Linked DNA regions of Homo sapiens: region 2 is linked to region 1. A link is an interaction called in ENCODE POLR2A ChIA-PET data of the cell type or tissue named here. Cell type or tissue: GM12878. All regions are shown on one strand.

Evidence for each region. ChIA-PET counts read pairs that join two places held together with the same protein. Peaks named below come from ENCODE experiments on the same cell type or tissue, not always from the same donor. Only the 100,000 strongest peaks of a DNase experiment are listed, where the experiment ranks them.
Region 2: POLR2A ChIA-PET joins it to region 1 with 8 read pairs; 5 of 35 experiments call an interaction of 5 or more read pairs at or near these places.

Annotation. Positions count from the first base shown.
Region 1 is chr3:73,449,975-73,452,474 of GRCh38, reverse strand. All of the region lies in intron 3 of PDZRN3 (PDZ domain containing ring finger 3), which reads left to right. Among named protein-coding and RNA genes, the nearest start is that of PDZRN3-AS1, 170 kb to the left of the region's middle. In GM12878, no CTCF peak of the experiment used is centred here; DNase peaks (open chromatin) are centred at 764, 943 and 2,494; H3K27ac peaks cover 222 bases.
Region 2 is chr3:73,103,692-73,106,191 of GRCh38, reverse strand. The region is part of intron 1 of LOC107986098 (a long non-coding RNA gene); the gene reads right to left. Among named protein-coding and RNA genes, the nearest start is that of EBLN2, 43 kb to the right of the region's middle. In GM12878, no CTCF peak of the experiment used is centred here; no DNase peak of the experiment used is centred here.

The sequences.
Region 1 (2,500 bases):
AAATGGAATTACCTTTGCAAAGTTAAAAAGTATATTCCTATACCAGTTTTGGAGAACTCTCTGTGGCAGCTATTTTGTGATTTCTTGGAGAAGATAACAAATAATTATCATGTTGGTGGTAGAGAAAAGCCGTGTGTTTTGTGGCTCAAGTCTAAATCCATTTATTTACTCTCTTTAGTGACCCCACCCCTATTTGAGACCGTGCTACTAACCTACCACCTTGACAGTGCCTTTGAGTCGTGTAGCCCCACATTCCACCCTGAGAGCGTCTATCTGTGGAATGATGGCTGGAGATAAAGGAGTCAGTCTGTAGCCAGGAGGTCATTTGTCCTCTTCACATGGGAATCAGACTTATTGCTGTGGCCCGAGCTATATCCATCGTCTAACCAGCTGAGCTAATTAGCCCATAGCTGAGCTAACTAGCCCATAAAGACATAGCAGGTTATTGCTTACCCACATTAGTAAAGATTCGATTCTGTTTGGCCCTCACAATTTTCTCTGTGTTCACAGTTCATACCAGCAAGGGATTCCTGTTCCTTAGGAGAACTGACTTCCCAGTAAACACCCTGAGCACAGTCATCTTTAAATCTCTGTTTATAAGGCTGTGTGTGTGTGTGTGTGTGTGATGAGAAGCTAGAGCATCTGCGGGATTCAATAGGCAGAAAGCTGATGACCTATCATATGATAGTAAATGATTACGACATGAGTGAGAGTTACTTGGCATCAGCAAGCTGGTAGTTATTTTAAGAAAGGGGAAGCGATGTTTTAACACAGTGGGCAGGTGTGCTGGGGCAGGAAATATATTTTACCTAATCAAATAGCATTTAGCCAGGTAGTTGGCAGCTCAGCCTCTCTCTAAAACCAACTTTGCTTTGGTATTTTTCTCCCATTTATTTACTCTCTTTAGTGACCCTGTTTGGCACATCTTTGCACCATGACCAAAGTGACAGACTTTGGTCTCTGTTGGACTAATCAGTGTGTTCTCTGATCCATGACATATGTTCCCTGTAGACATTTAAAGTCAACATATTCAGCACTTGTGGTCTGGCAGGTCAGAGTTATTAACTGAGCTGATAGACTGGTTTGGATATTTGCATCCAAAAGACTTTCCTCCTCATCCTCTAACACATAGAGCCACACATCCACTCCCAACAACACAAATATTGACTGTACCAATCATTTATTAGCAGTAAAAATTTGAGAGCAATTATTTTTTTACTGCGCTTGCCCTGAAAGACACCATTAATTACTATATTGCCTGTGGATGTGAGCCAGTTTCGGTGTCCCAGGGGCCTGCTCCCCACCCGGAAGAAGTATTTGCAGCTCCGAGGAACACAGCATAGGATGTCATCTGGCAAGCAGTGCACTGACATTGTCTTCTGAAGTGAGATGTCAAGACTGTTTCTGCCATCCTATTGGATTCCTCCTGACTTGCAGTTTACAGGTCAGGATTGGCGGTGACGGTAGGTTTCCCCAATGGCCTGAAAACTCCAAATAGAGGTGGGTGTGGGTGAAATTTGAGATGTGCCAGCTTTTTTTTTTTTAAAGAGCATGAGAAATATTCCAAATCATCCTAGAATAATTATCAGCGGAAGAACTTTTTTGATTGTTGATTCTGCAGGTCTCATCCAGAGGGTGAAAAGAATTAAGGCTTCTGATGGGCAGCACCAGCCAGTCTGCCTTTTCAGTTCTGATCTTTCAAAGGCAGGTGTGATGCAGAGATAGTAATGGTGCTGTTGGATGGTTTTCCTCCTCTTCCTACTCTAGTTAGCAGAAATGCAAAAATGCCTTTTGGAATTTAAACTTGTACCCTAAACCAGTTTGACCACATTTTTTGCTCAATTTGGAAAATCACACAAGCTATTTGGAATGTATGTATGTATTTATTACAAGTGGGCTATTCCTTTATTAAAAATATACTGATTAGATGTATAGCATGTCCTCCCTGCTAAAAAGAAAATGAATCGTGACTTATTAATGTGCCTGATTACGTGATAGGCCTCGATATCTATTGGCTGCACTGATCAGCTTGAGCCTAGCTCTTACCACACCTTTTGTATTTTGTGTGTGTATTGATTATGATGCCAATCTGCACATCCATGAGCAATGTCACCCATTTTTAAATATAACTTGGAGAATAGCTAAGTAGTATGTTTAACAAGGGCTTGAGAATGTTTAGTACGCTCTATAGGGTAAGGAAGAATTGCTACTGAGAAGGCATATGGGATCAGTGGCATGTCAATGTAGAACACAGTAATGTAGAATGGACTGGCATCATGAGAGGGAAGCCTCTCTCACATTAAATATAAAAATATCTTAGGAAACATTTTCCAAAAACCAATGCTGTTAGAACTTGCAGTGGAACTGGGCTGACTTATTTTCTTCCTTCAGAGGTCTTTAATTAATAAAAAGAGAACTGAGAGTAAAGGAAAAGGCACAGTCCATCCAGTGCCTCCTAAGGACCCTTCTCATCATCGTCCTCCAGAGGAGGTACCTATGG
Region 2 (2,500 bases), 350 kb after region 1:
TAAAATAGGCCAGCCATGGTGGCTCACACCTGTAATCCCAGCACTTTGGGAAGCCAAGGCAGGCGGATCACCTGAGGTCGGGAGTTCAACACCAGCCTGGCCAACATGGTGAAACCCCATCTCTACTAAAAATACAAAAAAAAATTAGCTGGGCATAGTGGCAAGGGCCTGTAATCCCAGCTACTCGGGAGGCTGAAGCAGAAACATCACTTGAACCCAGGAGGTGAAGGTTGCAGTGAGCCAAGATTGCACCACTGCACTCCAGCCTCGGTGGCAGAGCAAGATAAATAAATCTCAAATCTCAAATAAATAAATAAATAATAAAATAAAATAAACAGGAGAAAAGATGTGTTCGTGATTTTTTTCCAATTCTGCCATCTCAGAAAAATGAGTAATTAGCCAGGCGTGATGGCAGGCACCTGTAGTCCCAGCTACTCGGGAGGCTGAGGCAGGAGAATCACATGAATCCGGGAGGCGGAGCTTGCAGTGAGCCGAGATTGTGCCACTGCACTCCAGCCTGGGCAACAGAGCGAGACTCCGTCTCAAGAAAAAAGAAAAAGAAAAGAAAAATGAGTAATGCTGTCTAGGATCTTAAGAAATTCATCAGTGTCTTCAAATGTATTCAAAACATACTTATTGAACTTTTATTATGTGCTAGGCACCATCCTACGACTGGCATTATGGTAGGGAGCAAAACAGATGATGTCCCTGCTTACATGGAACTGTCAAAATGATTGACTCTGGGTTCTGTATTAGCCAGACAGAGATAGGCGGATGGTTGTGCAAATATTCATTATTAAATGCTTATTATGCACTGGTCTTTTGTTAAGCATTTTATGTGTATTATCTTACTGAGTCTTCACAATAACCCTAGGCAGGCATGAGTGTCTCCACCTAATAGATATGAATTGAGACTCAGAGAGTTAAAGCCTTTTGCCCAAAATCACACAGCTGGTGGAGAGCAGTGCTGGACCAGGATTGATTGACTTTAGATAGTTTGACTCCAGAGCCACATTCCACCACACCGCAGCTTTCAAGAAAAAAGAAGATATGGAAATGTCTTGCCTTCACTTCTTTCCTTTTTCTGCTTTAGTGTCCTGATTCCCAAAAAAAAAAAAAAAAAAAAAAAGATATAATAGGGATAATTTAACATCCTCTGGATTATTTTACATTCTTGCAATGATCATGCATTGCCAGAAAAAATATTTTTGGTTTTTTCCCTCAAAGGAGGGATAAATGCTAGTTATAAAAATGCAGGCCAGGCCAGGTGCAGTGGCTCACACCTGTAATCCCAGCACTTTGGCAGGTGGATCACTTGAGGTCAGGAGTTCAGGACCAGCCTGGCCAACATGGTGAAACCCCATCTCTACTACAATTACAAAAATTAGCCGGGCATGGTGGCAGGCACCTGTAATCCCAGCTACTTGGGAGGCTGAAGTGGGAGGATTTGCTTGAGCTCGGGAGGTGGAGGCTGCAGTGAGCCAAGATCGCCCCACTGCACTCCAGCCTGGGCAGCAGAGTGAGACTCCATCTCACACACACACACACACACACACACACACACACACACACACACACACAATGCAGGCCATCTAGAAAGGTATTCATGTCATTCACTCAGTAAAGCTCTGTGCTGCTGTTTGGTGGCACACACAGCAGAAACAGAGGAGGGAGACTGGCATCGTCCCTGCCTTCTTGGAACTGAGAACTGGGCAGGGGAGAAGGACTGGGCATTTCATCTCAATGGGGTCGGGGACCTCCAGGAGAGACATTTGGGGCTGGGAGAGTCTGGCCTTGGGGAGTCAGGGCAGGTTCTCTAAAGAAGTGAAGACTGAGCTGATAAAAGGAGAGGCAGCCAGGTGCAGTGGCTCACGCCTGTAATCCCAGCACTACGGGAGGCCGAGGCAGGCGGATCACAAGGTCAGGAGTTCGAGACCAGCCTGGCCAACATGGTGAAACCCCGTCTCTACTAAAAATACAAAAAATTAGCCGGGCGTGGTAGCAAATGCCCGTAGTCCCAGCTACTCAGGAGGCTGAAGCAGAAGAATCACTTGAACCTGGGAGGCAGAGGTTGTAGTGAGCCGAGATTGTGCCACTGTACTCTAGCCTGGGTGACAGAGTAAGACTCTGTCTCAAAAAAAAAAAAAAAACAGAAGGAGAGGCAGCAAAGGGAAAGTGGGCTGTCAGGGAAGAGGCTTCCCGGTGGAGGAAAGAGCCTGTGCAAAGGTCCTCAGACTACCAGGACCGAGGCTGGAGGAAAGGAGAGATGGCCTGTCGGACCAGAGAGAGAGGGAGCAACTCAGGTTGGCAAGGCAGGCATGGGTCAGACAACATGAGGCCTCATCAGCATATCTTGTGTGGTCCGCGAGGCTTCATCCTTAGAACAATGGGCCCCACTGAAGAGTTACAAGCAAGAGAATGAATCTCTTAGAATCACCCAAATGCCACCACCCAGAATAATAACTGCACATGCCTTGCTGTGTGTCCTTTGCAACTTGGG